Linked DNA regions of Mus musculus: regions 2 and 3 are each linked to region 1. The links are chromatin loops, found by intact Hi-C in ENCODE. Cell type or tissue: left cerebral cortex. All regions are shown on one strand.

Region 1 (8,000 bases):
ACCAACAGAAACCCCAAACCAACAACAAAAAGGAAAAGATAAAAAAAAAACAGCTGGAAGTGGTGGCACAAATCTATAATCTCAGAACTCAGGAAGCTGAAGCAGGAGGATTGCCATTAGTTTAAGGCCAGTCCAGGCTTCAAAGTGAGACTTTTTCTCAACAAACAAACACAAAAACAAACAATCATAAACACATAGATAAGAGTAAAATTATGAATGCTACATGTCTCAGCCTCCTCAGTGCGGAGATTACCATCTTACATAAGCAAAGACGTCATAAGCGTTTTCTCTCTATGTGTGGTTTTCCGTGTAAGGGCACAGGCACAAGCACCTGGTGGCAGACCTGTAATGCTAGCTCTCTAGAACCGGAGGAAGGAGAACCAGGAGTCCAAGGCTAGCCTCAGCTACATAGTGAGTTCGAGGTCAGCCTGACCAGCATAAGACCTTGTCTTAAAACAAACCCCCAAAACTAACAAACCTCTCACCAGCCTTTAGCACATGCTCAGTAAAACTAGCTGTCCTGTATCCAGCACCTTGTGATGCTTTCTGACTTGGCTCCTCTGTTTTTTGACATTTTTCTCCACTCTTCTTTGCTTATGAAGAAGGTATTCTCTCAGATCTCTAAATGTCAGATCACTCCCAATAGAAATATACAGATCCACCAAGATAAAAAGTTAGCATTCCCTCCCCCCCTCCCCCCCACCAGGGTCTTACTAGGAAGCCCTTGCTAGTCTGAAGCTGGTTATACAGGCAAGGCTAGTCTCTGACTCACAGAGATCTCCTGCCTCTGTCTCCTCAGTGCTGGGATTAAAGTTATGGCAGCCACACCAAGCTTTAGCTTTTAGTTTCCATACTGGAAATGTATTTGGAATTATTACTAAAGCAAATGAGGACTCAGATATTTTGTTTCGATCATTAAATTTCCCCGGGTTTCACCTTAAACAGCTCTTACAACAGATGACCAAATAAAAGTACTTTTAGCCCTAAATGTCGGCACAAAACACCTTTCTAAATATTTATTTGTTTGTTTGTTTGTTTATACACTCTTACTCTCTCCAGACACATCAGAAGAGGGAATTGGATTTCATTACAGGTGGTGGGAATTAAACTCAGAACCCCTAGAAGAGCAGTCAGCGCTCTTAACCACTGAGCCATCTCTCCAGCCCCCCACCCCCACCCCCAAACACTTCTTGATGCCACACAAAACCCTTTTGCCATTTGACTGACATACTTAGTGCCTAGTGTTGGTCTATCTTAGCAGTGGTTCAATTGGTTGTTGGTCAAGGATGTTCAAAGCTTAATGGACTTCCTAAGAAGAAACCAGTAACAGGGTCTCCTTTGGTTTATACATTTAACTTGTGAATTCAAAACCAGCAGTGGTGGTGGCTGCACTGGTTTGAGTGGATTGGGAATCCACTCCTGGCTGAGGCAGGAGTTCCCTATCCAGTGCCACTCAGGTTTGCTTTTGTTCTTTTTGACAGTAAAGTCCAGGCTAGTCTTGAATTCACTGTCCTCCTGCCTCAGCCTCTGTGGTGCTGACACAATAGATCGATTTGTCTTCTTTAAGGAAGCCATTGATATCTCTGGGGTATGAAGTAAAGAGCATACAGAATCTAAAGACTTGGTGTAGCGTTGGTTTTATAACATTCTTGTAAGTGTTCTTTCCACTAAAATTCCCTGAAACACCCATACCTCCACTTAGTAGGGCTTTTGATCTTATGGGAATTTACAGGAGGTAATTTTTAATGTGCTGGACCCATTGTTTACTTGATACTTGATAAAAACAAGTGCTCAGGATATTCTTGGAATAGTTCATTTCCTAAGAAAACAGTTCGTGTGTGCGTCAGCACTAAGGGGAAAAAACCCAACATCACAATAGCTATCAAAATTGCATAAGGTGGTAAAATGAGAAATGATTTTCTTTGTGATCTTAAACGATGAGGTATAGGGAAGCCAATTACTTATTTATAACTTGAGTGTGTGGTGCCAGGCATTCTCCAGCCCAGCTAAGGCGCGGTTACATACTTAGCTAGCCAGGGAACCTGGCAATCCATTCCACCTTAAACCGTCCCTTTCAGGAACAGAGAAGAAATTATGGATAGGATGCAGGAAGGAAGCAAAGAAGAGTTCAAAACCAGTGTTCCAGTCCCGTCAGTCCTCCCTGGAAATAACCGAGGGAGTTTCCTCCAACAACTGCAGGATGCTCTGTAGCCGGCCCCTCACAATCGGGACATCTAAGTATTCAGCTGGCAAGGAGGTGACTTCCCGACTCCTCCCGCAGGCCGCCAAGGGAATGAGCCTAGGAAGCAGGCGACCGGGCTGGGACGCAGAGGCGGGAGCAGGCAAGGAAGCGTTTCCGCGGTGATCCTGGAGACCCTGCCGGTTTCCGGAAGGGTGATTGCATCAGGTGTGGAGCAGGGCGCCTCCTCCGCCCAACCTGGAGCCCACCGCGCCTGCGCGCCCCGCCCCGCCGCCGCGGCTGACTCCAGCGCGGGTTTTCCTGCGCGTCCGAGTAGACCGCCTGGAGGGGGCAGGCGCGGTTCGACCCGGGAGCCCGGGAGAATCGGGTGGTAGGGTAGGCTCTGGACGTTGGCGGGCTGGGAGATCAAGGTGCAAGTTGGTGTGGTAGCCTGCTGAGATCGCCGCGATGAAGGATTCGCAGGGTGGGCTTGGGTTCATTTCCTCCTCTGTCTGGGCTTGAAGGACACAGTAGCCTGTGTCTCAAGGCCCTCTACAGTTTGCTTTTCCCAAGTTGGCATTTGAACCCTGGTTTTTGACTCTTCATGGTTCGCAGGATTCGTTGGGCCAGTCTTGGGATGCAGAGGTTCAGTTCCAAGAGTGAACCTGCATAGATTTATGGAGATTTTTCTGTAGCAGTACTATTGGCCTTCCGCGGAGTCTGAGGGAAATATTGATTATAGAAGAGGCTATAGATTACAAGAGACCACCAACACACGGCGTTCTCTCCATTCCTGATAACCCAACACTTTTACATGTCAACACCTTGTGTATGGAGATGGCAGAAATGGCATTTCATAGAAACTATTCAATGGACGTCAGTTACTGCTGGGCTGTAAACATGAAGGCAGGGGCTGCGATTTGCTTACAGGTCTTAGTAAGGGGATCTTGTGGAACCTCAATAAACTCATGCTGTGTGAAGAAAAAAAGGAATAATGCCCATCTTCACTGTAGGGAGGATGAGTCTGAGTTTATTATCTGATTGAGGAGTGCGTTGTCAAAGAGCCATTACTTAGTAGTTATAATTATTTTCAGAATTACCTTTCTAGAGGAGATGGTAGGTAGCATGGTCTGTGTATAGCAGAGTCCCCATGACTAGTCCTCGGATGGCAACCGCATCAGTACCTGGGATTTGATACTTACAGGCGCTTGTGCAGCACGGCACAACGACTCATCCAACCCCTGGAAACGCGCCTAGCATGCTGCTTCAGCAACCTTCCCAGATGAGTCTGACTTAGGCATCAGTTTAACACCCCTTGGCTTGATGGAGAAACAAATCAAGGACTTCCAGGTGCCTGCAGTAAATCCACTTAATGCCTAACGAACAGGTAGCAAGTAGATAATGCTTTTCCTTGTTCGCAGGCATATTTCTTGCATGGCGTTATCTCGCTGTGATTTTCCAGGGCAGGAATGTTCCTGTGTGGCATATGTCTAGCCATGGGGGATGAAGGAGGCAGAAGGCAGGAGAAAGTTTCACCTTTTAACATTCAGTTAGCCTGGAAGGCTGTGGACAGCTCTCATCTTGGGGTATTTTTCCATTCTACAGGAACGCAGACGCGTGAGAGAAGAGTTTCCCAAACTGCCTTTTGGTGCAGACAGACGCTAGGCCACCTGGAGGGGATACCCGGGCTGCCCCGCAACCCCCAGCCTCTGGGTGTCACCCTGGCGCCCCTTGCCTCCCTGCTGTGCCGCAGCTCGGCCGCCTCCACCTGCAGGGGTCGCCCTGGGAGCGCGGCCCGCCCCCTTCCGCCGCGGCCTCCGCCCCCGGCCCCGCCTTGCTGGGTTCGCCCGGCTCCGCCAGGCCCCTCCAAGCCTTTCCTCGCGCAGCCGCCGCCAAAGCCTGGAGAAGTGGAATCTCGCTGCCGCTGCTCCCTGCGCGGGCCTCGCGGAGCCGCACTGGGCATGCTCAGTCGCCGGAGCCAGTGCTGCTCTAAGTAGGAAGCTCGCGTGCTGCAGCCCGCAGCTGATCCGGGTGCTCAGCGGACTGCGAGACCTGGGAGCCGGGTCCGGAGCCGATCGAACGCCGCGCAGCGCTGGTGAGCCCCGCTTCCTTCCATGCCTTCAGCCCGGGGATCCGAGGGATGGCCCGGAGTGCGCCGGGGGTGCCGGGCAGCCGGCGAGCTTGGCTGCTTGTGCCCTCGCGGCTGCTGCTCGGTTTCTGGCGGTCACCGCCGGTCGCCCAGCCGCAGCCCCAGCTGCAGCAGCTGCCGTCGCATCTGCAGCAGGCGTCCGCTGCGGAGTCCCGCTCGCCCCGCGCCCGCGCTGCAGGGCCGGCGCTCTGGCTGCGGGCTCGCTCCGTCACTCCCATTACTCCCTCACTCCCACCCAGAGCTGGGGTTCGGCAGGGCCGGGCGAGGACACCGGGTCGCAGGGCTGTGCCCGGGCGGAGACTGCGGAGGGCAAAGTGCGGGTGGGCGCGGGCGACCGGTAGCGCACGCCCCCTTGCCCTGGGGCCGGCCTGCCTGCCGGGCGGCGCGCTCTTGCGGGAGACTCAGAGACCTGGCCAGCGTCTCCCGGGGTGCAGAGAACCCAGCTCTGCAGAAAGGAGGAGAGGGCAAAGTTCCTGTCCCCTCTGCAACGCCGAGAGCGTTTTTAACTAGAAAATGGCTGTGTGCCGAGGGCCGGATCAGGGAAGCCGGTCATCGGGGTCCCGAACGCCCCACTGCTGCTCCCTGGGAGGAATGGTGGCTCAGACGCCAGAAATGACATTTGTGCGACGAAAACTAGCTGGGCGGAGGGAGGATGCGGGAGTCCCGTAGAAACAATGATAGGTAGTCTCTCCATTGATGGAGAGGTCTGAAAACAGGAGGTCAGGCCCCAAAGGCCAAGGGAGTGTGGGGCATAAAGAAAAAAAAAAGCTGGAGAAATCAGATGAAGAATTGGGACCGTTTTGTAGCAAGATTCTGCACAGCCACGACTGTTCTGATCGCTTGGGGATGGACTGAGTGATTTGAGAGGGCTCACATGAAGAGAGAATTAGGTCAGTGTCTGAAGCCCAGAGGGCTCTTAGAGGGAGCAGTTTTAAAAAGTCTTGTCCCTGACTTTGCTTTGTGCTCAGTGTCTTAAATGAAAGTCATAAAACGATAACAACAATATCATTTTGATATCAAGAAATAAACTTTGTGAGGCTGGCCCTTTTTGTTATTTGTTTCTTCATTTTACCGATTTCAGAATAAATTATGACAGCTGGTCTGTTGTTTTAGGATTTGGTACCTTAAATCTAAATTTTCTTTCTTGTTATGATACTACAGATCCTTCCCTGAAATGGCCATGGTAGTAGTACCTGAATTCTTATGGCTGACCTTGCGGAGACAGGACTCTGGGAGGGGGCATTTCTTTATGAAGTTAGGCTTTGTCTTGTTTCAGGGTTTCTCCGAATTTGGAGAGTCTTAACAGAATCTTAGAAATGGCATCTGTTTGGGAAGATAGTATTTGTCCTGAGGATGGGCACCCCCCCACCCCCAAGGCAGGCAGAAATGTGGTGGGAACAAGGGTGGCTGGGGTGGGGAGTGGTCCCATCTGTGGAGTGTGGGGGTGGGGTAGGGGATGTCGCAGATGCAAGAGGTCTGCCACTGTCCTTTTGAACTTGTTATGTTAGGTTTGTAGATACCTTCGGAAAGTTCCCAGAAACAGAAAGCCATGTGCCAGGCTTTGAGAAAGGACTCAGGTTGGGACCCTAAGGACTCAGGTTGGGACCCTATTCTGGTTCAAGTGTGGTTGCTGTCCTCTGACACTGTTACTTCTTCCCCAAATGGATACTTTAAACTATTCACCTTTAAGGAGCTGGGTAGAATCCTGCAGTCTGAACCTTTGTAAAGAGGTAGTTGAAAGCTGGAAGAGCTATAATGTAACAGAGTAATACTTTACATTAGTTTCAGTAATATGAACACAGGCTACAACATTATCTCGGAAAAGACAAATATTACAAGAACACATGTGCAAACAATATTTTAGAACAGTTATTTTGTATGTCATGTTTCTATTTTCTGAGGGCTTTTCCTGCCAGAGGAGAAACAGCAAACAAATATTGGATTCTTTTTCTGTTGGAGCAGGAACCAACACTTGAAACCCTTCCCATGAGTACTAGAATTGTGTTCTTCTTGTTGCTTACCCTGATTAGTGGCTATCTAAATTTATCTAAGAAAAATGGAATCTTACTATCTTTCTATCCACAACTTTAAAATAGACAGTACCTTTGTGATATAATTCCTTATGTATCCCAGAGACATACCACAGTGTTTTATAGCTACTCGCTACACTAACGGGAATGAGTTTTAGAAAAACATTGTATTAAGTTATTATTGATTATGTGGATGATACTTTCCTTGCCTGGGTTAAGAAATCTAGGATCTGATCAATGGCTGTTTCCTGACAAAACTGATATTCCGCTCTTTACATGCAGTGTCTTGTATGTGATGTATGTGGGCATGCCTGCATATGTGCGTGTACTTGTCATATGCACATTCGATGGTCAGAGGATGCTTTGGTGTCGGTCCTGCTAACCTTCACCGTTTTTGAGGCCAAGTTTGGCCTTTATTGTTGACTGTTCTGCATACTAGGCTAACTGGCCTTGAGAACCTTGGAGGAAAATCCTGTCTTTACCTTTTCATCTTGCAGAAGGAATACTGTATTATCATGCCGGGCTTTAATGAAGGTCTTGGGGAGTTAAACCAGGCCCTCAGCTTTACAGGGCAAGTACTCTGCCAATGGAGCCATCTCCCTATCTTCTCATGTTTCCTTTGCTTATGGTACGTTGACATAAATGCCACCCACCCAAGGAAAACCCCTTTATGAGGTGGAGACTTCAGACCCCAATAACAATCTCACTGTGAAGTTTCCTCTCATAGGAGGAGAATATTTCAATGTGTCCCATTACTATTCCCTAAGCATTCTCGCATTCTCTTCTGAGACATCTTTGATTTGTTGTTTAGGATTAGGTCTGAGTAGAAGAGCGTGCCTTGCGAGTGACTGGAATGCTTGTAAGAAGCCTCTGTCCCGAGTTTTAAAACCTGCTTTGTGTTTATTTATTTTCAGTGGTGTTGTAGTACTAGCAAAAAAGAATTAAATCTAGGGATGATAAGCCAGAATTGCCCATCAAGTGTCATTGGTGCACACTATGCGTAATAACATGTGTCAGTGGTGTGCTTTGTAGCTGTAATGGCTTGTCTGAGGCAGAGTGGCAGGCTCCATCATTAAGGGTCTGGTAGGATGTGATAGAAAGCTCACCAAGCAGCAACTCCAACGGCTTTGCTCCTGTACCCTGCTCCTCCGTTAGTCCAGCTCACTCTGTGACCTGGAGAAGTTAGTTCACTTCCTGGAAGCTCAGTAGAATGAGATTTGCAATAGGATATGCCCTCTGGTTGGTTTACTGAGTCCTTGGCCTGGTCCAGAGGCCTATAATACAGCCATTCAAGGAGGGAGGGGTTCATTTAGCACATAGTTCTGAAAAGGAAGGGCGAGTTCCTCTGCTGGGGAAGGAAGGCTTGGCATAGAACTTAGCTAAGGCTGATTTTGTACATCTCAGAGCCTGTCCTGCCCTCGGTTTGCCTTAACACCCTTCCTTCTTGGTCAGTTCCTGCCTCCCATTGAGTTTTTCTTTTACTACAAAATAATTGTTATCACTGAACTCTGAACCTGTGTTCTACTGGGTAGGAGGCAGAGCCGGTATTAGGCTTGGCTATCAGACTTTGGAATTTTTTTTTTTTTTTAGCATCCTCTGAAGAGAGACTTTCTGCTTTTAGGCTCCCAGCCCATGTAGAAGA
Region 2 (8,000 bases), 130 kb after region 1:
AGACTGTGTATTAGTCAGAGTTCTCTAGAGTTACAGAACTTATACAGTAAGAGAATTTGTTGATGACTTACAGTCTGCAGTTCAACTCCCAGCAATGGTCAGCAGCAGCTGTGAATTAAAGTCCAGGGATCTAGCAGTTGCTCAGTCCCAACAAGGCAAGCAGTCAAAGGAGAGAGTAAATCTTCCTTCTTCTAGTGTCCTTATGTAGTCTCCAGCAGAAGGTGTAGCCCAGATTAAAGGTGTGGGCCACCATGCCTTTAATCCCAGATGACCTTGAAAGCAGAGATCTTCCTGTCTTTATCTTCTGGGATTCATAGCCACTATGCCTCAAGATCTCCATGACAAGATAGACCCAGAAACTTCTATCTCCCAGCCTCCAGATTGGGATCACTGGTGAGAATTGGAAGCAATTCTGGATTGTAGTTCATTCCAGCTTTAGTCAAGTTGACAACCAGGAATAGCCACTACAGACTGGAAGGATCAAACTACTTTCTCACAGTCAAGGAAAACAACAACAACATCACAAAGACAAAAATAAAACCCGGTCACATACATAGTGCTACTAAGCCACCCCTCAGGTTTGTAAGCTCAGTTACTGAGGTCCTCTCCAGATGAATACTACAGTGATCTGTGCGATGTGTGAGAAGTGCTCCGGTCAGATCTGCGATGCCTTGGGCCTTATGTGTTAAAAGGGAACTGGAGTAGAATTGCATGCATATCAGGACAGACACACAGCTCGCACCTGGGATGAGTTTTCGAGGTGGTGAGGCTCGATGCTCTCCTCACTTCCTAGCCTGTGGTCCCCACGGGTGGAAGCCACGCAGGCTGCTGAGGATGAGCATCTGGGAGGAGAGGCACCACACCCCTAGAATGATGGTCCCGGCCTTCAGAAGGGTAGCACAGCAGGCAGACTGATGTAGCCTCCACGCCCTGGTCCTTTGTTTGCTCAGAATCTTTGTGCCTACCTGTTTCCTATTTAAAGAGCATCTTTCTATAATTTCTGAGACCCATCTTGTACTGTTTATTTATGAATTAATAAAACCTCTCTTTTATATAAAATGAATGTAGTTGAATGCAATTTATACTTGTCCTTTGAGTCAGTGAGGAGTAAGATGGCCGGGCTGTTTCTGTTCTCACCCTTTAATTGGCCTTCTTAGCTCTTAGTTGGGAAAATTATTCAGTCATGTACAGGTTTATTGATTCATTTCACGTTTATGGCGTGCTAAATGTCTTCCGTGCTCCAGGGATACAAAAAATGAATGGCGGGGGTGACCAGTTAGTGGCTTCTGCTGGCTTTGGTAACCAGCTCTGAGGTGACTTGATCACCATGATGAGCCCATGGTTCTATGAGACTGTCACTCCAGTGGTGGCCCAGATCTCATTCCTGTATAGAAATGCAAACCTTTACAACAGCTCCAGGGCTTCGGAGATCATAGAGGCCGCCGGGAGACTGCACATCTGCTCTTCAAGGTGTTTTGCTGTGTTCGGTTTCTAATGAGCATTCCTGCTTCCCCCATTCCCAGGGTTTATTCCAGTAGCTGTGTTGCCCCGTGCTATTCCTAACCCTCCCGGGAGCAGCCTGAAGTAGGAATGTGTATGTTTTGAGACACTGGGCTTATGAGGCTCCTGCAGGTGCCACTGTCTACCCTGCCCCCGCTCTCCACCCTTTCCCCAGTTCTTCCTTCCTGCTTTTATCTGCTAGTGTCAGCCTGTTGCTGCTTAGGTTGGTTATGCTTTTATGGCGGCTCACAGACAGACAGACAGACAGACAGACCGGCAGTCGGTGAGCAGTGCCCAAGGCTTTGCTCACTGAAACTGTGAGCCCTGCAAACATGGAAACATTGGCACCCCAAGCCCAAGGTTGTCTTTGGAACAACTTTCTTCTCCATCCTTCACCCATGCACTGCCTTAGTTCTGCCAGTAAATGTGCTTCCCTGTGTCGATACCCACAGGCATGTGTGTTTGTTTGCCTTTAAACAGGGTTCCATGGTTTTCTTTTGGGGGTGGGGCAGGGGTCGCATACCAGAGACCAATCATGACACCGTCTGTGTCCTCAAGTGTTAACTTGCTGCCTCATGCTTGACCGGGAACTGTACCAAGTGCTTTCTCTCTTTTCTCTTTTGCTCTATGTATGGTGTGTGTGTGTGTGTGTAGGGGCCAGAGGAGGACACTGAAATTCTTCCTCTATGTTCTCTCTCTGTGTCTGTGTCTATGCCTCTCTGTCTTTCTCTGCCACAGGGGCTTTTGATGAACCTGAAGCTTACTGTTTTGACTAGGCTAAGCTGTTGGACCAGTTAGCTCCTGGGATCTGCCCATCTCTGGGATTGCTCCACCCGCCCCCACTCCAACCCCCTGTTTGCAGGCACATGAGGCCTTACCTAGGTTTTATGCGGCCTCTGGGGGTTTGAACTCAGGCCCTCTGGCTTTCACCCCACATGCTTTTACCAATGACCCATCTCTCCAGCCCATTGTCTGCCATGTCTTCTCAAGCATGATGATGTCATTTGCTGTCTCCTGTAATATTCCAACGCTGCTGGGAACGTGGTCTGACCCCATTTACCTTTATGCTACATTATCAGAGGGTGTGGGTTTTGTTTTGTTTTGTTTCAGAGCTAGCCCCTTCATCTGAACACCTGTCCACTTTCCTGCTTCTGGGGGTCTAGTTCATTCTTTTTTCCCTCTGGTTCTCAGTGTCCTTCTCTGCGGATCCCATCTGTCGGCACTTCACTCCTTCCAAAATGGCCTGTCCCCATCCATGCTCTTCCCTTACTCTGTTGATGCTCTCCTCTGTCTCCTCCATGCCACGAACTCAGTCCTCTGTCAAGGTGCCCAGTGACTTTTCAAATGTCAGAAACCAAGAGTATTTTTCATCTTTACCTTCATTCTCTTTTGTATCCCTTGGTACTTTTCCTAGGTTGTCATTGTTTCTTTATTTGTTTCCTATAAGATTGTGGTCAGCTTCCTGGTCTGCCAGTGCCAGTGTCTGTCTCTTGGCACTAACCATGAAGTCTTCTCTCTGCCCACAACCCTTCAGCAAGTCTCTGACAGTGTCTCTGCCTCTCTATGAATGCTTTTTTACTCTTTTGTATCTTGTTCTGTCTTCTTCCCTAGGCCTTGAGTCTTCAACACCTCAGGTTTTAATGCTGTTGACTGATCTCTTTTTGGTCTACCTGTTCCTTCTATGGTATTCTATACCTCAGATCTACTACTGTTGGTCCTCATGTAGTTGTTCAAATGGTTCTCAACCTGGGGGTCTTAACCCCTGGGGGATGTTAAATGACCCTTTCACAGGCCTTGCATATCAGAGATCCTGCATATCAGTCTTTACATTACAGTTCACAAGAGCAGCAAAATTACAGTTATGAAGTAGCAATGACAATAATTTTATGGTTGGGGGTCAACCACAACATGAGGAACTGTATTAAAGGGTGGCGAAGTTAGGATGGATGAGAACCACTCATCCGGATGTTTCCAGATGCTAATTTGTCTCAACTTTCCCCTGCTCCCTTATACTGTCTCAGTCTCTGCCCTGCCTCTGTGTCTGGATGTTGTCACGAGCAGGCTGGCCTCAATACTCTACTGTTTCCACCCCGCCCATTTGGATCCATCCAGAGAGAGTAATGTATCTAAAACCCACATCTGATGCAGACTTACCTGTCTGCACCCAGGTCTAGTCAGAGATCTCTGAGAGAGGTACAGAGTTGCCAGGTGACTCCAGTCTTCTTTTCTCCCTGGCCTGAGAACACAGGATTACTCTAGAGTGAGGCTAAGAACAATAAGCCACATTGTGGCTTCTCCCCCACTGCCTCTTCCATCCTCTGTCACCCACCAAGCTTACCTAACCCCAGCCCAGCCTTAGACTTGTCAGTCACCCCTTGTTCCTGGATGCCTTCATTCCCTGACCTCTTCTTGTCTGGGCTGGAGGCCTCTGCTGGATGGCAGTCAAATCCTTCCACCCACCCACTGCCCTACAGAGCCCATTCTGAGCAAGTCTCTCAGCCCAGTGGACCACTCTCCCTAGAAATAGAGACACTGTTTTATTCATTTTGTAGCTGACAGCTTGGCTTCGAGTAAGGATGCAGCCTGTGCTTTTGATAGTAAGTTAATTTGATGTCCACAAAAACGTGTAAAAACGCTCAGTGCGTATGTGTTACCTTTAGAAGGGAACACAGAAGGGCCTTCTATACAGAGTGGGCTTGATGTGTTCAGAAGGGCTGTTCTTCTTTTTTAATCACTTTGGCATGTAGCCTCTCCACTTCAGTAAATTTTCCTTCTTTTTTTTTGAGTTTTTGGAGTGTTGTTGGCAGGATGTGAGTTCAGGAGTCATGACAAAGGGCCGAGCTGGTACCGTCCTTGCCGTTCAATAAGAAGATGCAGAGTGATAAGGCCAGTGCTGAACTTGCTGGACTTTATACCCCGGCCAGGAATTCTTAGGGGCACACTCTTTTGTCACAGTTACTGCAGGGGCCACATGTCACCCTCTGCAGGCTCCATGCCTGCCTGCAGGGAACAGAGTGATTTCTTCCCGCATGTGACCATGAATAATTCATAAACATGGTTATCTGGAAGGCAGTGGTGGTCATCATTAGCATTTTAATGAAAAAAGATGTGATGATTATCCTAAGACTGTTTTATTTCTATCTTTTTTTTTTTGTCCTCTCCCTCAACAGCTAGCCCTCTCTCTGTTTCTGGAGTCCTTGGGAGTTCCTGAGTCCCCCACTCACACGCTGACTGTCGCTATGGGCAGAAGGTACCCAGAGGCTCGAGGGTGTCCAAGCAGCTCATGTACGTATGTCACCACGCGTGTCACCACGCATGCATGCCTTTCTATCTCCTCCTCTTCTCTCTTTCCCACTATCCTCCCTTCCTCCCCCTTCCCATCTCTCTTCTCGTCCTTTCTCTTCTCTCGTTGTAGAATATCACAGGGCACTAGCCTGGAGAGCGCTTATAAGATATACACGAGAATATTTAGAAATACAGAATATTTTGTTCTGTGCTGTTTTCATATCAGATAGTAAAAAAGAAAAAAACCTGTTATCTAAATTAGTACTTTTGTAATCAAGTAGTCCTATAATACCAGATGACTCTTGTGTTTCAATGTATTCATTCATACATAGCCTTTAAAATAATTTCCCCCTTTATGTCACAATGTATGACACATTTAAAACAATAGGAATGCTACAAATTCAAAGCATTTCCCAGTGACACCGTTTTACTTCCATTTAGAAAAGACCCACTGTGGTCCTAGAGAGGCTCGGTCTGCCTTTGTTTTGTGAGCTTTGGGCAGAGTGGCTTGGCTCTTGACCCATCGCTCCCTGGACATGGCCCCTCTGTCTTTCAATACTGGAACTCACACACCAGGTTTTGGGAAGTGTTGTGGCTGCTCTTCTGATGTTCCCTACCCCTTGATTAAGGCGACACGAGAAGGTATCGCCTCCCATCTAGAGTCTCTCCCTTTGTGGATGCCCTCGACTGTCATACCTTCTACTTCCTTTGGTCTTCCAGCTGTGTGGATAATTCATTTTATTTTTTATTACTTCCCTATGGATTCTCTAGAATAGTGGCCTCAGGTCAGGGATGTGTTGGGATGCCTCCCCTCCACATTGCTCCTATAGTGATATTTACCTTCATGGTGTAACTTCATGTCTTCCTACAGCTTGGGTTTTGTTAGAAACCTCTTCGAGTGCTTGGGTAGCAAACCTAGGCATCAGAATGGGTGGTGTTTTAGTAGCTATGGAAATGGGCTGTCCATCAAGTGGCTAAGGTTCCCATCAGCCACTCACAGAGAAGCCAGCAGCACTAGGCAAACAGCTATCTTTACAAACGCTGCTGTTGCCGGAGAGCTGGCTCAGGGGTCAAGTAGCTGTTCTTCTACAGGACCTGGGTTTGCTCTACAGCACCCACATGGTGGCTCATAAGCATCTGTGACTGCAAGTCCAGGGGATCCTTGTCCTCCTCTGGCCTCTGATGATACCAAACACACATGCAGTGCACATGCATGCAGGCGAAGCACCCGTAGACATGAGATAAGCCAAAGTAAAACGAGCTGCTTTCCCAAGGAGCATTGCCAGGGTAACATGTACCTGGGTGCTGGAGAGGGAGTCAGATACACTGTGGCCGATGTGATGGGAGCCCAGGGTAGATTTCTGTATTTTTAAACTTCAACATTTTAAGTGGTTATGTAAGTATCTATGTAATCTCTATTTTGTCTCTTGGCCCTTAAAACTTAAATGATCCGTGATTTTGCTGGGAGGCAGGGACTCCCTGGGCCTTCTGTAAGGGAAATGAAAAGCATCTACCACACTTGATCCACTCTTGCCTTGATAGAAACTGACTTTTTTTTTTTTAACCTTGGCCCACAAAAATGTTAATTTCACGTGGTCCACCCAAAAATGTTATTAGAGGAGATTCTTTTTTCAGTATGGCAACAGTTCTGTTGCTTGGGCTCTGGGGAAAGTGGAAGAAACAAATCCATACACGAGACTCTTGCCTGTGGGCATGCTCGTTTTCCCACCATCTGGGAATAGATGCACCTCCTGCCAGGTATGTGATTTTTCTAGAGCGCACTATAGGACTCCGAGTTACAAGACCCGCACTGCCTGTGACTTTCAAGGAAGTACTTCTTTCTCTTCTGATATGTTTCCTACCAATTGCTCTCCTGGAGAACACTGCCCCTCCCTCTCTTTTACTGGGTCACAAGTGTCTAGCTGGCTTCCCAGTAAAGATAGCTTCCAATTGCTGTCCCAAGGCATCTGCTGAAATGCTCACTTGCATCTGTTTGTGATGGAAGGAGAGTATGTGGTCCCTTTTCTAGGGTTATATGCCACCGGGAACTGCCCTTCTTTGGGCAGTCCTAGGCAGTGGCTCTCACCTTGTTTCCATCTCTGTCTTACGCCAGGCTTAGGACTTCCCCTTGTAGTAATGTACCTACCCTTTGTCCTTTGTCCACCCACTATATTGGCATTCATTCTGTGCCCTCCCTGGAATGACGCTCTGACATTTTGATAACCTGCTAACACCCTGCTCGCTTCAGGATACAGAAGAGTGACCCTGTCTTTCCCTGAGAGCTTCATGGTTTCTCACCTGGAAGTCCAGATTCTTATAGCTCCACTCAGGAGGTTTGATCCCTCTAGAAACTGGTACCCTGGTTTCTTCTTGTTTGGGATGGATGTGTATGCGTTTACAGACCTTGACACAAAGTATTCATTTCCTCCTGTCTTCCCAGACCAAGGATAGCATTTTGTCTACTACAGATGCTCAGGTCATTATGATGTAGGAGTGAGGCCTGGATAATATCCACTGTACTTAGCAGGCCCCATGGAACCTTCCCAGAGCCAGCTCCCAGGAAGGAGCCCGTTCAGGCAAGGGTAGCAGTCAGGGCTCAGATGGAGTGCTAACTCTTCTCTCCCCAACTCCATTCTCACTTCAGGAGGGAAGTTTGCTCTTAAGCATGGCTTCTTCACGTGAAATCATAGCAGATACAGATAAATAGTGGAGTTCTATGCTATACCAGACACTGCCCTGTAACCAATAGGAAGTGTCTTACTCTAAGTTAGTGAAATGTTGAAAAGTTCCTCTTGGTTCCTATTTCATACATGGGGAAGAACTTAGACTTGCTGGCTTGTCAGAGCAGAGTGGCAGTTTGAGTCTAGGCTTTCTGGTCCCTTTCCCCTTCCATCTTTCTTTTCTCTTACAGGCTGCCTGATGCATGACATTCACTAAGTTAGGTGACATCTCCTTGACCCGGGCCAGAGTAGCCTGAGAGGTTTAGCAGGAATGGTGGCTGACATCTGCCTCGCATTCCTTTCTATCTCTGACTAAAACCTAGTGAGCTCCGGTACCCAGGAGTACTCTCCACACAGCTTATAGAGAAAGAGGAACAGCCATGAACCACACCATAATACATGCCCCGAATAAGGGTTTCACAAAGAAAATGAAAACCTTAAAGAGGGAGTAAGAACTTCACAATGCTACAACCCAAAAGATAACTTTTAAACGCT
Region 3 (8,000 bases), 190 kb after region 1:
TTATATATTCATTTTGTAGCCAAGATTCCTTAGAATCTTGAAGGGACATGGTTTGGCTGATATGAGGTGGGGTGGTTTGAAATTGAGTGAAAGTTCTTATAGGGTAGATCTTGCTCTGTTACTTGACCTCCATGGAGGAGACCAGCCCTGGGGCATCCTGGTATCCCCAGTGTCTTTGGACAATAGCTACCACCCAGGCAGCCTGAGAGCAGTAACCACAGACCTTTGTGAAGCAGAATTTCTTTTCACAATGTGTTTACATGTTGCCAAGCACCACAAAGGCTTAATTATCTGTGTTAATGGTGGAGAATATTCATGTGGAAAGTGGAAACACAGCAATTCTTCTTCAGCTCCCCTATCAACATCAGTCAGTATTACATTCTGCATCCAAATTGGAAATCTCTTCCTTGGCAAAATATAGCACTAGAAACAAGTTGCTTGGGCTGGCCATGCCTCATCTATAAAGGGTCGTGCAAGGGAGACTGTTACTTGAAACTTTACATTGATTTATTTATTGTGTGCACCTGCCTCTGTGTGTGTGTGTGTGTGTGTGTGTGTGTGTGTGTGTGTGTGTGTATGTGTGTGTGTGTGTGTGTGTGTGTGACAGTGTGTGTCATGGTCAGGGGTGAGCTTTCGGGAGTTGGTTCTCTCCTACTCTGTGGGCTTTAGAATCAAACTCTGGTCTTCAGGTTTGCTGGCAAGCGGTTTTACTGCTGGATCTGCTTGTAAATGTCGTGTACAGAAGGTTGTGATGAAAAATGCCTGTGCCCTGGGCCTCAGTCTTAGAGATTCAGATTTGTAGAGCCCAAGGAATGTTCCTTGTTAATAAATTAAGCTGAGGCTGATGGTACTCTGTTGTAGTTTGAGAACAGAATCAGAGCTCTCTTTTAGTTATAAAGAGCCTGTGAGATGAGATGCAGTCGAGGAAAAAGCCCCAGGTTGATAAAGAGCCCCCCTTTTGGACTGCCTGTCCTGGTTAGTTTCTTTTGACACAAGCAAGGGTCTTCTTGGTAGAGGGAACCTCGGTTGATAAAATGCCTCTGTAAAATGTTTGTAGGCAAACCGATGGGTGTTTCCTTCATTGATGATTGATGTGGAAGGGCCCAACCCACCGTGAGTGCTGCCACCCCTGGGTAGGTGGAACCTAGTTGTATAAAGAGCTAAGCAAGCCAGTAAGCAGCACTCCTTCATGGTTTATGCTTCAGTTCTTACACACACACACACCTACACCCCATTCCTGCCTTGGTTTCCCTCAATTATGGACTATGGGCTGTAGAATAAAATGGCCCTTTCTTCCCCAAGTTGCTCTTAATCGTGGTGTCCATCATAACAACAGAAAGCTAAGGCAGTTTGAATTCCATCTGTGTCTGTCTGCTGCCTCCTTCTCCTGTTGGAAGGAGTGCCTCTGCTTTCCGCCCATAGGGCATCTTTAGTTAGGCCAGGCTCACCCTGGAGAAGCCTCTCCCATGGACTCCCAAGTTAGGCAAAGAAAGGACTCAAGTGATTATGCAAAAATTCTTTCACTTTATGTTATAACATAATCACAGGATATTACTCAGTTCTTGCCCATGTTCAGAAGAAAAAAAAAGCTATTCTGAGCATGGAAATTGGGAGGATTCTGCCTGTGTGTTCAAGGATGTATATTGTAAATTAAGTATCAGGTCTTGATTTTATATTTTAAGAGGTGTGTGTGTGTGTGTGTGTGTGTGTGTGTGTGTGTACATGTGAGTACACTCGAAAACCAGAAGAGGACATTGGATCCCCCTGTTAACTGGAGTTACAAGTTGTCAGCCTCCTAAGGTGGTTGCTGGAACCAAACTCAGACCATCTGCAAGACCAGCAAGTGCTCTTAACCAGAGCTATCTCTTCAGTCCCAAATTTTATTTTTTTTTAAATTGATTTACAACTCTATAAAAAAACCTAACATCTGGGAAATTAATTTAAATGGTACGGATTCTAATGTGCAACTTTATTTTTAATTTTCGTTCATTCACTCATTCAGAAATGTGGTTAGCAGAGCAAAGTCTATTGCCTCATTCCTTTGGAAATTTAAAACTAAAAGGCACTAGAAAACTCTAGAGCTCCCCACTCTCCCAGGAACCTGCACTCAGGACGAAGTGAGAACCCATCCTGACAGCCCCCAGTCACGAGGCAGAGAAAGCCGGGTTGGCTGCTGGCTGCTTTCCCAGGCACTTTCTGCCTTTTTTCCCCCCCTCTATAGCTCTTAAATTTTTTAAAGATGTGCTCCAAATATTCAAATTACTAAATCCAGGGCTCATTTTGAATTAATGAGTAATTTTCTTATTTGCCGTTATCGTCTTGAATCAGAGCATCTTCTTTCTAATATGTTATGAATTAGTTACTGAGTGAAATGGAATCTTGGATAAAATGAGATTTTTTGTTATTGTTGTTTACGCATGAGCATAAAATCTCAGTAATCTTCATAATGGCAAACACAGTCAAGAGTCGTAGAGCTGTGGGTGATGTAGGGACCAGAGAAAGCTGGCGTGATTCAGCTGCCTTTCAAAAAGCCCTTTCTGTAGTTGACAGTTGGATTGATACCCATTAGGTAATTTTCTATGCTTTTTCCCAATGGGAAGCATTCATTGATGCTTGGTAGTTTAAAAAAAAAAACAAAAACACAACTCAAGTATAGATGTGACTGACTAGTTATGCATTTCTTTTGGAGTAAAGTCTTTCCCTGACAAGGCAGTGCTTTTTATATAGTGTTTGGTCTCCAAGCCTCCAGCGGACAGATTTAGATCCACCCTACGTGATGGTTCTTGCCAAATGTAAATCTCGGTGGGTAATGGTCAAGAGTGTCCAGATGTCCTCCCCCAGCCGGTGTGACTAGGATGAGGTAGCATTTGTTCCAGCCTCTGGGCTGACGCAAGGTGAAGCACACCCTTGCTGACTTCATTACACCCCTGTGGTAGTTGTCAAGGCAGAATTAAGGTCTAGGTCCCGAAGTTTGATACAGTTGCAGCAATAAGCCATTCCTGCCTACCTTTCTGCCGTCTTCTGCATCAGTACTTTGTTACAGGTATAAAAGATAGCATCTTTCTTAGGTGCTTATGAGAATGTCTGGACCATTCTGCCACTCTTCTACCCGGAGCCTCTTACTGTGCGTCTCATTGCCACCGCACCCTCCAGTGTCCGGAGCATGCTGCTGTGCTTTCTCTTTCGTGTTAGGTGGGGTGCATGTGCATAGCTGTTTTACCTCCATCAGAACATAGGCTGTTGGTGGCTAAGGACATCATGGCCAGTCTTTGTGGTGATCTCATTCATTCATTTATTAAATGACTGAGATGGTCTCATGTATCCCAGGCTGCTCTCAGACTCACCAAGGGTGACCTTTGACTTCTGATTTCACCTGCTGGTCTATCAGGCGAGAAGCAACACACTTGGTATAAAGGGTGATGTGAATTGAGCCTAAGGCTTTATGCATGTCGGGATTAGAGGCATGAGCTGTCACGCCCCACTCAAAGACTTGAAAATGAAGTTTTATCATTCCTTTGGGACGAGATTATTACGAAAACTGTCAGCAGCCATAAGACATATAAACTAATGAAAAACTAATTTAAGGACATTTTCATTTTTATTATAACCACCATCATTCTTTCTGTCCTCTATAAAACTCAGTTGCATGGAGTTAGCAATCAATAAAAATTTACTAAAATTAGACTTTAATTCTAAATTATTAGTTAGGCCTAGGAAAACAATAATGCAGACTACAAAGAAAATCAGTTGAGGTACACTGCCGGTAGTCATTTAAATATCTGTGAGGGCTGTAGCAAGCGCTAGTCTGAGGTTAGACCTCACCTCGGGACTGAGAAGCTATCTCGCTCTGGGTGCACGACGTTTCTGATGTATGTGATGTCATACTTAGATGTCCTTGACACTAATAAGCCCCACGTGCCCTTAAAAATATGCTGAGTTCATTGTAATTCAGACTGTTTATCCAGCAGCGCTTATTAAGAACACAGCAAAAGACACACCGGATGTTGAACACCTCTGCACCCCATTCCCTGGTGAACGGTTCCCATTTGGAGGTTTGGGGACTGTTTCCTTTCCTCAGATGGCTGGGCTGGCCGTTTCATCTGTGTGTGTGGACGAAGTTAGACAGAAGTTAGATCTCACTGCATTCCATACCATTCTGTTCTGTTACCTGAATTAACATCCAAGCCCCAGAAATGTGACTCACGGCCTAATTGTGACCACCCTCACCTAGTAGGTTCATGGGCTGCTTAGCGGTCTTAGGGGCTCTGTGATCGTAGATGCTAAGTGTATGTAGCTACCCTGGCATTCGGAGACATTTCTACTGTTTAAAACTTCGGAGATTTTACAGTAGTAATATTTCCCAGGCATCCCAAACTAAATAATAATATGCATTGGCTAATTGAATGTTGAAACAGAACCCTGCCCCCTAGTGTCAGGTGAAGAACTAGCATCTTGGCTAATTTTCTTACTGAGTGGTAAACTGTGCCTTTCATATTACAGTGAGCACCATTTAAAACTGCTTTTGAGTCTCTCCTATGAAGATGGATTATCTTTGCATTCAGCACTGCCTTCCTATGGTCCAATCATTTAGAATCAAAGTCTAATTTTAGTAAATTTTTATTGGTTGCTAACTCCACACAACTGAGTTTTATAGAGGACAGAAAGAATGATGGTGGTTATAATAGAAATGAAAATACCCTTAGAATTAGGTTTTCATTAGTTTATATGAGTCTTATGACTGCTGACAGTTTTCCTAGTAATCTTGTCCCAAAGGAATGATAAAACTTTGTTTTTAAGTCTTTGAGCTGGGCATAGTGACTCATGCCTCCAATCCCTGCACCCAGAAGGTGGAGCCAGAAAGATCAGGAACTCAAGGCCATCCTAAGCTGCATTGCAACTTCAAGACCAGCCTACCCTACCCATGGAGTCCCAAACAAGGGAAGAAAACCAAGAAGGGAGAGCAAGAACCCCGAAATGCAGTCTTTCGAATAACTTATATTTCCTGATTGGGTTAAGCAAGGATGCATATATTCACAGGAGTCCCTAGAGTCTGGACCGTTCACGTTTTAACAACGTCAAGAGTCTGCTCCCTGGTTTGTGAAGGACAAGGCTTTCAGAGGGAGGAGGAGGAAGTGGCCTTTATTTCATCCTTCACTTAGATTGCCTAGCCTGAGAGTCATCTCACCCGTAGGACCCCTCACCGTCAGGCTCTCCCTTCTAGGCTAACTGAAGACCTAAGGCTGTGTGAGGGGGAGCATATGGCACGTTTCACACAGGGCTCAGATAAAGGAAGGTATTTTTCAATCCTTATTTAACAGATGCATAGAACATAGAAACTGTACATATTTATGAGACACAAGGTAACCTGTCAATAAATGTAAACATTGCATAATGTTTGAATTTTTCTTTGCCTAAAACAATTAGCATTTATATATGGGGAAAAGCATTCAAACAAAATTTTTAAGCTTTCTGCAGTCTACCCTGGATTATCCGTGATCACTGTATGAACAGCAGCAGACCAGAGTATTTTACTCCTCCCTAGTTATAACTCAGCACTGTTGAGCACCCTTGGGACCACTGTTGCTGCCAACCCTGAAGACGCCTGTTTTAGTTAGGGTTTTAGTGCTGTGAACAGACACTATGAGCAAGGCAACTCTTATAAGGACAACATTTACTTGGGGCTGACTTACAGGTTCAGAGGTTCAATCCATTATCATCAAGAAAGGAACATGGCAGCATCCCCCTCATGGTGCAGGAGGAGCTGAGAGTTCTACATCTTCATCTGAAGGCTGCTAGTGGAAGATACTAGACAGCTAGGAGTTGGGTATTCAAGCCCATACCCACAGTGACACACCTGCTCCAACAAGGCCATAGCTCCCAATAGTGCCACTCCCTGGGCCAAGCATATACAAACCACCACAACGCGTATCAGTAACAGGTACCATGTTCCAAGTACTGTGCTAGAAGTAACGTCCACGAGGGCTACAGCCTCAAGGAGCTACAGTTCTACTGGAAGAGTCTGACAGTATTTAAACGTATGGTCAGACACTGTTAGCAGTGATCACTTACTGTTCAACATAGAAAGCCACTGTGGTGCGGAAAATAGGCAGAATTAGACCAGTGGAGGGAAGCTGAAGGAAGGCCAGAAGCCTTTAGAGAAACCAGGGGAGAGGTCTCCTTGGCTGTGTTCTGAAACACATTTACTTAGGGATGTGAGAGCCTCAACCCCTCATCAGCCTGGCCTGGCCTAGGAAGGTAGCAGCTCCTCCCTCTTGGCGCTGTGTCTGTCCTCAGACCTCCTGAAATCCAGGATCATCAAAATGAGAAGCAAGGTCATCCAGGGCCAGTTAAAGCAGCATGCCAAAGCTATGTCTAATCAGTGGACGCCCAGAGGTATTGACAAGAGGGTGTGGAGAGAATTCAAGGGCTAGAGCCTGGTAGACATTGATCATAGAAACGAGAAAACAAAAGTCCTATGCCCAAAGGAACTGGAGGTGCTGCTGATATACAAGTTTTAGGGAACTACGATAGCCCAGGCTGTTTCTTCTAAGAATAACAGGGGTGTTTGGAAATAATAAACGCAGCTGCCCACCAAAGCCATCATTCTCAGTACTGGGATATTTGGGGGCGGGGGGGGGGTGCGGATGAGGAACCTCTAAGCCCTTTTCAGTCTCACTGTCATTTGGACACATTTATAACCCAGTTTCATAAGTGTCACAGACAGGATGGAGCAGGTGAGAGGAAAGTGAGTGGTAGAAGAAAGGATGGAGAGAACGTGTGCTTATCAGGAAGGGGATAGCCCAGCTTTGGACCAGGTGGAGAGAAAGGCACCGAGCGCTGACCTTGAGAACTTTGAGAACACAGCCATTAGCAGTGCTACAGACAAACAGTTGTGGTAGCAGTTGGTATTTGGGGTGATAGCCTCTCTAGAAAGAGACCTGATTAGCTTTGAGTCTATCGATAAGCAGAGGAATGAGCCCCCCAGCTTCAGTGTACAAATCCACCAATGTTGACGCGTAAAGTTGTTCCAGCCTCGGGAGCACTGGAGTTTCCTGGGGGCAGGGATCCTGTTATCGCATTCATATTATGTAACCTCAGAAACGAGCTGGAGGGACGGCGCAGCGTAGTGAACTGTTCACTGTGCTCAGGCCACGCTGGGAGATTTGTTTCTCCTTGGTTCGTGGAGACACTGGCTTTGGAGATGACTGTAGGCAGACTGCGCGCAACCTTCCTAACACCCCGATGGCTACGCACCTGGTGGCTTTTAAAATTCTGATTGATATAATAAAACCACCAGGCTCTCCTTTCATTTATTGATTTAGAGGTCTGTTTGAGCATGCATATATTGTATCTGCTGTGTAATTAGACCTGGGCAGAAAAAAAGGTAAAAATGTATTATGGTAACTGGTTCTCCCTACACTCAAACAATTCTGGATATAAGTATTCTCAGACCTAGTAATTATTGTTAGTGTCGAATTGTTACAGTGTTGAATTATATCCTCCAAAAAGTTATGTTGGATCCCTAGTACCTATGAGTCTGACCTTATTGTGATAGTATAGGTTCAGCCAAGTTAAAATAAAGTGTTTAGATGGGCCCTAATCCAGAGAAAGGCAAGGCCAGGAACATGGCTCACTTGGTAAAGTACCTGTTGCACCAACAAGAGGATCTGAGTTTAGTTTTCACATAAGTAGCCACGCGTGGCAGCTCATGCCCGTTATCCCAGCATGAGAAGGTGGGGCGAGAAGGATCCCTGGGACTTGTTAGCCCACTAATCTTGCCAAAACAGCCAGCCTCAGGTCCAGCAAGAGATCTCTGTCTCAAAAATAATGTGGAAAGTGGTTGAGTGAGATATCTAACGGCACCCCCTGGCAGAGAGGGTGCAACCACATGAAGGTGGAGGATGATGGCTACAGAAAGACAAAGCAGGACTGAGCTACCGGTCATCAGTACAGGTCAGGGCTGCCCGGAAGTGACGGGGCAAAGGAGACATCTCCCTCGG

What was found. Peaks named below come from ENCODE experiments on the same cell type or tissue, not always from the same donor. Only the 100,000 strongest peaks of a DNase experiment are listed, where the experiment ranks them.
Region 2: a loop joins it to region 1, with 2.7 times the contacts of the local background. A loop is called at or near these places in 3 of 42 quality-filtered maps.
Region 3: it touches region 1 in a loop (5-fold over the local background); 16 of 42 quality-filtered maps call a loop at or near these places.

What each region holds. Positions count from the first base shown.
Region 1 is chr5:66,614,842-66,622,841 of GRCm38, reverse strand. It overlaps Apbb2 (amyloid beta (A4) precursor protein-binding, family B, member 2), which reads left to right and starts at 4,025. Exons shown (of 17, transcript NM_001201413.1): 1 at 4,025-4,274. In left cerebral cortex, CTCF peaks have their summits at 2,497 (motif pointing right) and 3,936; DNase peaks (open chromatin) are centred at 2,422, 4,079, 4,649 and 4,920; H3K4me3 peaks cover 3,770 bases; H3K27ac peaks cover 3,803 bases.
Region 2 is chr5:66,488,843-66,496,842 of GRCm38, reverse strand. It overlaps Apbb2 (amyloid beta (A4) precursor protein-binding, family B, member 2), which reads left to right. Exons shown (of 17, transcript NM_001201413.1): 3 at 4,671-4,785. Among named protein-coding and RNA genes, the nearest start is that of Gm52775, 11 kb to the left of the region's middle. In left cerebral cortex, no CTCF peak of the experiment used is centred here; a DNase peak (open chromatin) is centred at 4,099.
Region 3 is chr5:66,420,533-66,428,532 of GRCm38, reverse strand. The region is part of intron 5 of Apbb2 (amyloid beta (A4) precursor protein-binding, family B, member 2); the gene reads left to right. Among named protein-coding and RNA genes, the nearest start is that of Gm52775, 79 kb to the left of the region's middle. In left cerebral cortex, CTCF peaks have their summits at 348 and 4,415 (motif pointing left); DNase peaks (open chromatin) are centred at 260, 2,795 and 4,437; H3K27ac peaks cover 246 bases.